2 separate regions of the Homo sapiens genome follow, and region 1 is linked to region 2. Evidence: chromatin contacts called from ENCODE Hi-C or POLR2A ChIA-PET data. All regions are on one chromosome and are shown on one strand. Each heading gives the region's core, a stretch centred on a gene start or an enhancer-like site at or near the end of the contact. The rest is flanking DNA. Distances are from core to core; before and after follow the strand shown. Region 1 overlaps DLGAP1 (DLG associated protein 1). Region 2 overlaps DLGAP1 (DLG associated protein 1).

Region 1 (3,892 bases), core at 1,351-3,850, 170 kb before region 2:
AGGCTGGAAGTTTGAGATGAGGGTGCCGATATGGTCAGGTTCTGCTGAGGGCCCTTTTCCTGGCTAGCAGATAGGGCCACCTCCTCACTGTCTTGACGTGGCAGACAGAGAGAGAGCTCTTGAGTGTTCTTCTTCTTTTTTTTTTTTTTTCCTGAGACAGTCTTGCTGTGTTGCCAGGCTGGAGTGCAGTGGCGCGATCCCGGCTCACTGCAACCTCTGCCTCCCGGGTTAAAGCAATTCCCCTGCCTCCTGAGTAGCTGGGACTACAGGTGTGCACCACCACGCCCAGCTAATTTTTTGTATTTTAGTAGAGTCAAGGTTTCACCATGTTAGCCAGGATGGTCTCGATCTCCTGACCTCGTGATCCACCTGCCTCAGCCTCCCAATGTGCTGGGATTACAGGCAGGAGCCACCGTGCCTGGCCTCCAGTGTCTCTTCTTATAAGAACACTATTCCCATCATGAAGTTCTCACCCTTGTGATCACATCTAAACCTAATTGCCTCCCAAAGGCCCCATCTCCAGATACCATCACACTGGGCATTAGGGCCTCAACATATGAATCAGGAGGAAAACAATTCAGTCCATAGCATCTGATACTATTTTCTATCTTTGAGTATAATAGCTCATGGAAGGGTCGTGATGCACCTCAGCCATGAAGAAGAAACTATGAGTAAATGCATTTTAAGTGATTAAAATATGAATTCTGAGCATTATTTTTACCAGCAATGTGCCTGCTGCTGGAATTTGCTTTGATAGCATGGTGAGGATCCGACAGTTTCCATCTCCTGCTGACTTCAGCTCTTAGCTCAGTGGCTAAGCGGCTGTTACTGACAGGTCTAGAGCATATTCGTGGATCGAGCTCACCTTACGTGTCTGCTTCCTCCTGGGCTGTCACTCAGCGCATGTTCCCTCTCTTTAGGGCCTCTTAAGAGAACACACTACCTGAATCCTACCAATGGAATGTTACAATTATTAGAAACATTTTTCATATACAGTACTCATGAAATCATTAAGTTTTCATGTAGTTTTTACAATTGTAAAAGTTTGTCATTTGTATCTCATTTGATTATTAAACAGCCCCTTTGTATACCGGAGAATCTGTTGCATTAATGACAGGTCATGGGCAGAACCAAAAGCCCAGGACTTCACACTCCACAACCAGAATGTTTTCCATAGTATTAAATGCCAGTGAGAAATGAGAAGAGAAGAGTTGTTCCCTCCAAATCTTCACTATGGAAGATTTCCCAGGACAATCTTGAGTCTACAGTTCTGAGTGCTTTGCCTGTCTTAATCACAAATTAATTTCTCTCTCTCTATGTCTGCATTAGAACCCAGAACAGAGATACAGAAGGGCGATATCAGTAATCAATGCTGGTGATAATGTTTGCTTGGGGCTGCTGGGGAAACCTGGCTACTAATTGGCAATAACTCAGTGGGCGATGTTGGTCCTTAACTCCTTAATCGTATTAGCCCTTTGACCATCGGATAGCATCTCTTTAAGACTGGCCCAATCCTGCGGCTCTGCTCATTCCACCTGCTCATTCCTCCCAGCACTGCCAGATGTCCAACGAGATCATACAATACAAGGATAACAAATTTTTTTGTGGGTTTTGGTTGGTATATATGAGGAGAACCTTTGTGTTTTATTTGGATAATTTGTATTCAACAAGCCCTGGAACCCTAAGAAAATAGGTGATGTGCCTATCTATCTATCTCCCGGTCTAGCTACCTGGGAGGCTGAGGTGGGAGGATCGCATGGGCCCAGGAGTTGGGAGTCCAGCCTGGACAACATAGTGAGACCCTCATCTCTAAAAATAAACAAACAAATAAATAATACAAGTAAATTTAAAAATAGAAAACAGGCCAGGCGCGGTGACTCATGCCTGTAATCCCAGCACTTTGGGAGGCCAAGGTGGGCAGATCACGAGGTCAAGAGATCGAGACCATCCTGGCCAACATGGTGAAACCCCGTCTCTACTAAAAATACAAAAATTAGCTGGGCGTGGTGGTGGGCGCCTGTAGTCCCAGCTACTCAGGAGGCTGAGGCAGGAGAATCGCTTGAACCCAGGGGGCGGAGGTTGCAGTGAGCCAAGATCATGCCACTGCACTCCAGCCTGGCAACAGAGAGAGACCCTGTCTCAAAAAAAAGAAAAGAGAAAAGAAAACAGATGAGGACAAGGGAGAAAATATATTTTTAAATAAGTGTTTAGCTTAGTTTCCAATAAGAAAATCTCTGTGTCTGTTTCAAGGAATTTGGGGGTTTCTTCCTGGCTTTTCATGACATCCATCTCCCCTGTCACTTAGGACACTCAGTGGGTGTCTCTGTGATCCTCTGGATCCTGGCTAGAATGAGTTATATATGTCCACGGAGTCTTACACTCATGCCAATTTGGAAGTAAGTGAGTAACTCACAAGGGAAATTGGCTTCAGTTACATTCTCCCTGACCAATAAATAAGTATTCATTGGATCGTTTGCATCTCTAAGATATTCCATATTCTTCAGGATGCTGACTCCATCACACAGGAATGAATGCCTAAGGCTTCGCAGTGGGAGATAAGTGGGAGAGAAGCTGCTTTGCAGAAGTCAGGCGTGGTGCGAGAGGAAACCAGTGACGCACTTTTTCTCCTCCATATGTTATCAGATTAGCCAGATCCTATGTGCTGAGAACTGGCAGAGCTTCCTCCGCTGCTGAATAGATTGAGCAGTAACTCCCAGCCACACAGCCACCTTGATAATTAGGTGACATTTCTGCCAACTTCTGCAATCTGCCCTCTAGGGGGGCAGTGGGCCAAGTCACACCTTTGTGGCTACGTATGGTCCCACATGAATGACTCAATCCCATTGTTTTATGTCAGCCTTTCCTGTCCCACACAAAAGCCCCGAGTGTGAGAAGCTCTCTTTATACATAGAGGAACCTTCCACCTTCAGCCCCATGGTCAGTGCTGACTGACAGCATCCTGGGTGGGTTCTCCACGGGACCCTTTCCAGGTGCCATTCCCCATTGCTATAGTCAAGTTCAACAAGGTAGTAAGAGCAAGACTTTGACACGGAGAGTTTTGAAGTCAGAAATAAATGAATCCATGCCTATAATTGAGATGGGCTTTGAACATGTATCACAATAATGCACACTGTCAGCTGCACTGAGTCTCTTCTGTATATGTTCTGTCCTAGCTAACAAGTTTCCTGCCTCATCACTGACCTCCAAGCTGTCACCTTCCATGCTGCCACAGTTAGAGAAGGGTTAAAGGAAGTTGTGCAGCCAAACAGGAGAGTCTGAGGGCAGGTGGAACTAAGAGACAACTGGGACCTAGCCAGCCAGGCCCTTCTTGACAAAGGAGAAGGGAGGAGACGTGCAGAGTTAGGAATGAAGCATTTAAGTATATGTGGTGTCCTCGTTCATTCATGGGTTCATTTGTTCAGCTGGTACTTAACCTTGCTGTGTACCAGGCACTGTGCTGGACACTGGGGATACCACAGTGAACAAAACAGGCAGTAGCCCCTGCCCTTACAGAGCTTGCATCCTAGTAGGGAAGACAAAAACCAGCAAGACAGATAAGTGACATAAAGAGCAAGGAAGACTAGGATAACGGCTAAGAAGGAAAAAGTTAAGCAGGAGGAGGTGCTGTTCAGAGAAAGTGATTACGAAAGGCCACACTCACAAGGGGATAGTGTCAGGGGGTCGCAGAGTGGGGCATGCAGCTGTGCAAGGGGAAAGTGAGTCAGACAGAAAGCAGCAAGTCCTGGAGGTGTGCCTGGTGTGCAGGAGGCCATGCAGGAGAGCAGGGGTGGCCACAGCAGAGAGCGCAAAGAGAGAGCTAGGCTCAAGAAGGCAGGAGGGAAGGGAGCCAGACAGCATGGGCCACGGGGAGCACTTCGAGTTGTACTCTAAG
Region 2 (3,945 bases), core at 1,303-3,802:
GCATCCGGATAGCGTGTAGGACTGTAGCGTGTGGGAGAAGGACAGGAAAGATGGGGGATAAGAAAGCAAACATATATGCCTAACATTCCTCTATCTCATGGAACTGTACGAAGGAAACTGACAACACATTGGACTGAACAAATTCACTCACTGCATTTGCCTGCCTGGGACTCGGTCAGTGCCTTCCCTGAGCTCAGAAGCCTATAAACTTCTGCAATCTGTTCTTCTCAAGAGCATTGTATTAGTAATCACACACCAGAAACAACTGACAAAAAATTACTAGCACTAGGCCAGGTGTGGTGGCTCACTCCTGTAATCTTAGCACTTTGGGAGGCCAAGGCGGGAAGATCACTTAAGCTCAGGAGTTCAAGACCAGCCTGGGCAACATAGTGAGCCCTCATCTCTATTAAAAAAAAATTACTAGCACTAATAAAATGTTAGCAGTACTTTCATGAGACCATGTAATTCTTTCAGGTACATTGTTAATGACCTTATTGAAATATGACTCATATGTCATAAAATCCACTCGTTTAAAGTGCACAATTCAGCGTTTTTTGTGTGTGTGCTCACAGAGTTGTACAACCATCACCACAGTCTTAGCTTCAAATATTTTCTTTTCTTTTTTTTGTGAGACAGAGTCTCACTCTGTTGCCCAGGCTGGAGTGCAGTGGCGTGATCTCAGCTCACTGCAGCCTCCGCCCTCCCGGGTTCAAATGATTCTCCTGCCTCAGCCTCCCGAGTAGCTGGGATTACAGGTGCACGCCACCACAATTTTTATATTTTTAGTAGAGACAAAATTTTTCCATGTTGGGCAGGCTGGTCTTGAACTCCTGACCTCAAGTGATCCGCCCACCTCCACCTCCCAAAGTAGTGGGATGATAGGCATGAGCTACCACATCCAGCTTTCTTTTCTTTGCTTTTTTTTTTTTTTTTAACAGGTTCTTGCTCTGTCACCCAGCAGGGTGGAGTGCAGTGGTGTGATCTCGGCTCACTGAAGCCTTGACCCCCCACATTCAAGTGATCCTCCCACCTCAGCCTCCTGAGTAGCTGGGACTACAGACGCCCACCACCATGCCCAGCTAATTTTTGTATTTTTTGTAGAGACTGAGTTTTGCCATGTTGCCCAGGCTTGTCTTAAATTCCTGGGCTTACGCAATCCTCCCACCTCAGCCTCCCAAAATGCTAAGATTACAGATGTGAGCCGCCATTCCTGATCTTTTTTTTTTTTTTCTTTTTTGAGACTGGGTCTCACTCTGTAGCCCAGGCTGGAGTGCACTGGCGCGATCACTACTCATTGTAGCCTCAACCTCGGGCTAAAGTGATCCTCCCACCTCAGCCCCCCAAGTAGCTGGCACTACAGGGATGTGCCACCACGCTGGGCTAATTTTTTTATTTTGTAGAGATGGGTCTCCCTATGTTGTCCAGGCTGGTCTTGAATTCCTGGGCTGAAATGATCCTCCTGCCTCAGCCTCCTAAAATGCTGGGATTACAGGTGTGAGCCATGGCTCCCAGCCACATTTTCATCTCCCACAAACCTAGGCAAGCACAAGTCTACTTTCTGTCCCTCAGAATTAATTTATGCTTTTGGAAAATGAATAAATGTAGGCATGCATGAACAGAGATTTGATCATATCCTTTGAAAAAACTATTCAACTCCCTGGGTCAGGGGAGGTTAGTTCAACATTGGTAGTTCAAGGAATTTGTGACATGCCAGAAATTAAGAACTCAGGTTGAGAACAGTGATAGTTGCATTGTGTTAAGATGAAATTGATATTTATGATTTCCTTTTTTTTTCTGTTTTACAAATGCTTTCTGAACTAACATGATGTACTAATCTCTAAGAAAAATAAGCCTAATTGCCTCTCACTTAGATTGCAATCATGAAGGTCTAATTTTTCTGTAAGAACATTACTCTTCTTAGATTACAACATATTCATAAACAAAACCCCAAAAAAGGCATGCTTTGGGTTTAACTGCCTTAAAACAAGCCATTTTCTATTGTGAAAGCTTGAAGTTGTCCAACATCTAATCTCCTAGAAAATAATTTGCTAATTTGCTTCGATTTTTCTGTTTGGGGCATTGCGTGAAGTGGTGCCTCCTTGAAGAACTTCACACACACAGGAAGCAGTTCCACTGCAAGGTGACTCACCTGAGGAGGTCTCTCCTTCCCTCCATTAGCTTCCCAGCCCCCGCAAACACACACACAACCTCTCACGGGGTGGGAGGACAGAAACTGTCTGTGCAACTGCACAGAGATCTTGGCCACCTAAGCAAATAGGTGGAGTGTATCCATACCTGATAAAACTTTCCAAATAGTCATAGAATTTGGCAGTCGTAACATCACTGGGCATTTAATGACTAGGGCTTCATCTCTATGAAGGGGGCTGTGAAGCCTGCTCGGGAGAGAGGAATGAGGGACCATCTCCTTAGAGAAGTGGGTGGGTAGAAATCATTTCTTATACTTGGCAGGGGTGGAGGACAGCCTCCATGAGTCACGACTCAGGCGTTTAGGGACTTGTGGCTTGGGTTTTTCCCTTCTGCATATTGTGTGTGTGGTAGGTAGACTTTGCTTCTGGGAGCATCTGCGGGAAACCGCTATTTTTGGTTCTTATGAGAGGCAGGAAGAGCGTTCAGTGAGTACTACCTGGGTGGGTCTTAGTGGTCTATTTCTTGGAGTTTAGATTAGTTTGCTCTTGAGATTCCCCCTGGGTGCATATGGCCTAACTCAGATGTGATATGATCAAACCTTCCCTGTAGCTAAGCAGAAAAAAACAAAATAAATTTGAATTTAAAAGGGGATGGGTATGCTCAGTCTGTTTTCCCTCTTCTTTATCATGACTTTTGGGGATTTCTTGAATCTTAAAAAATTGAAGTCTTCCAATGGGGAAAAGTAAGTAGGCTTTTCCTTTCTAAGAAGGGTAATGCTTAACATTTGTGGGATTTTGGTGATAAGTTTGCTACAAAACTACTCCTACAGTTCAGAGAAAATGACGCGGCAGAAATGAGCTGCCAGCAGGGCCAGGCTGTCGGCTTTGAAATTCCAGAGGCCTGCCCAGCCCTTTTGGTTTCCTGGAATGCTTTCATTCAGTCGTCATGCGGTAGGTGAGGAAAAACCCTGCAACATCAGTGTTGAGCTGGAAGAATATCTCATCTGCCGTCAGGGGACAGCGGCCCAGGGCGACAGGCACACATCCCTGCCTGTGCTCAGCGGCACAGTCAATGGACCGCGGGGCAGGGGCACGCAGGCTCGCCCAGCAGCAGTGTCAGACCTATGCGCACAAACAGACGGTTCACGCCCAGGTCACAGGCGCCCGTTGTCTCCTGGCCAGAGGTTGACGCACAGGCCAACCGTTGGACAGGCTCATGCTCTGTGTCATGAGAAAGGTGGAGCAGAGGTGACTCAGGGAAAGGCTGCTTTCCCCTAACACTGGCATTTGATTAATCTCATCTCAAATGCTGTCACTCACCCAGAAAGGGCCTAAATGTGCCTTACTTCCGCTGCTGGAGCGGTGGAATGTGGCAGCAGCTGTCTGGATGATGTGGAAGCCCAGCACGAGGAGGAGGGAGGAAAAGTACCAGATCCCACTGAACCGGTCAGATGAATGCAGGCAGGAGGGGAAACGGGCATCCGCACGGGGACCGGCCACATCCTAAGGCTGGAGGCTGCCCTGATGAAAAAGGCCCATTAGCAGGGAAGCAACGGGAAAAGCATTTTCTAGGGGGGTTTTCCTTTTTTTTTTTTTTTTTTTTTGAGACGGAGTCTTGCTCTGTCTCTCAGGCTGGGGTGCAGTAGTGTGACCTCGGCTCACTGCAAGCTCCGCCTCCCAGGTTCAAGCGATTCTCCTGCCTCAGGCTCCTGAGTAGCTGGGATTACAGGCATGCGCCACCACGCCCGGCTGATTTTTGTATTTTTAGTAGAGACACATTGGCCAGGCTGGTCTCGCA

Evidence for each region. A loop is a pair of places that touch in the nucleus more often than their neighbours do. ChIA-PET counts read pairs that join two places held with the same protein, here RNA polymerase II (POLR2A). Pooled maps may share reads with other maps.
Region 1: a loop to region 2 is called in a map of PC-9, with 3 times the contacts of the local background. The contact joins two enhancer-like sites. A Hi-C loop is called at or near these places in 2 of 168 maps with a recorded cell type or tissue (PC-9 and endothelial cell of hepatic sinusoid) and 3 of 50 pooled maps. POLR2A ChIA-PET finds 5 or more read pairs at or near these places in 6 of 52 experiments (BJ, Caco-2, HEK293 and 3 more).

What each region holds. Positions count from the first base shown.
Region 1 is chr18:3,793,584-3,797,475 of GRCh38, reverse strand. The region is part of intron 5 of DLGAP1 (DLG associated protein 1); the gene reads left to right. Among named protein-coding and RNA genes, the nearest start is that of DLGAP1-AS3, 83 kb to the left of the region's middle. Within about 2 kb of position 2,600, at least 5 of the 41 ENCODE cell types and tissues checked have a DNase peak (open chromatin) inside an H3K27ac peak, as active enhancers do; they include PC-9, where a contact is called at or near this core.
Region 2 is chr18:3,623,583-3,627,527 of GRCh38, reverse strand. The region is part of intron 7 of DLGAP1 (DLG associated protein 1); the gene reads left to right. Among named protein-coding and RNA genes, the nearest start is that of DLGAP1-AS2, 22 kb to the right of the region's middle. RefSeq lists enhancers at 1,757-2,328, 2,493-3,692, 3,475-3,945 and a silencer at 3,364-3,658. Within about 2 kb of position 2,552, at least 33 of the 41 ENCODE cell types and tissues checked have a DNase peak (open chromatin) inside an H3K27ac peak, as active enhancers do; they include PC-9, where a contact is called at or near this core.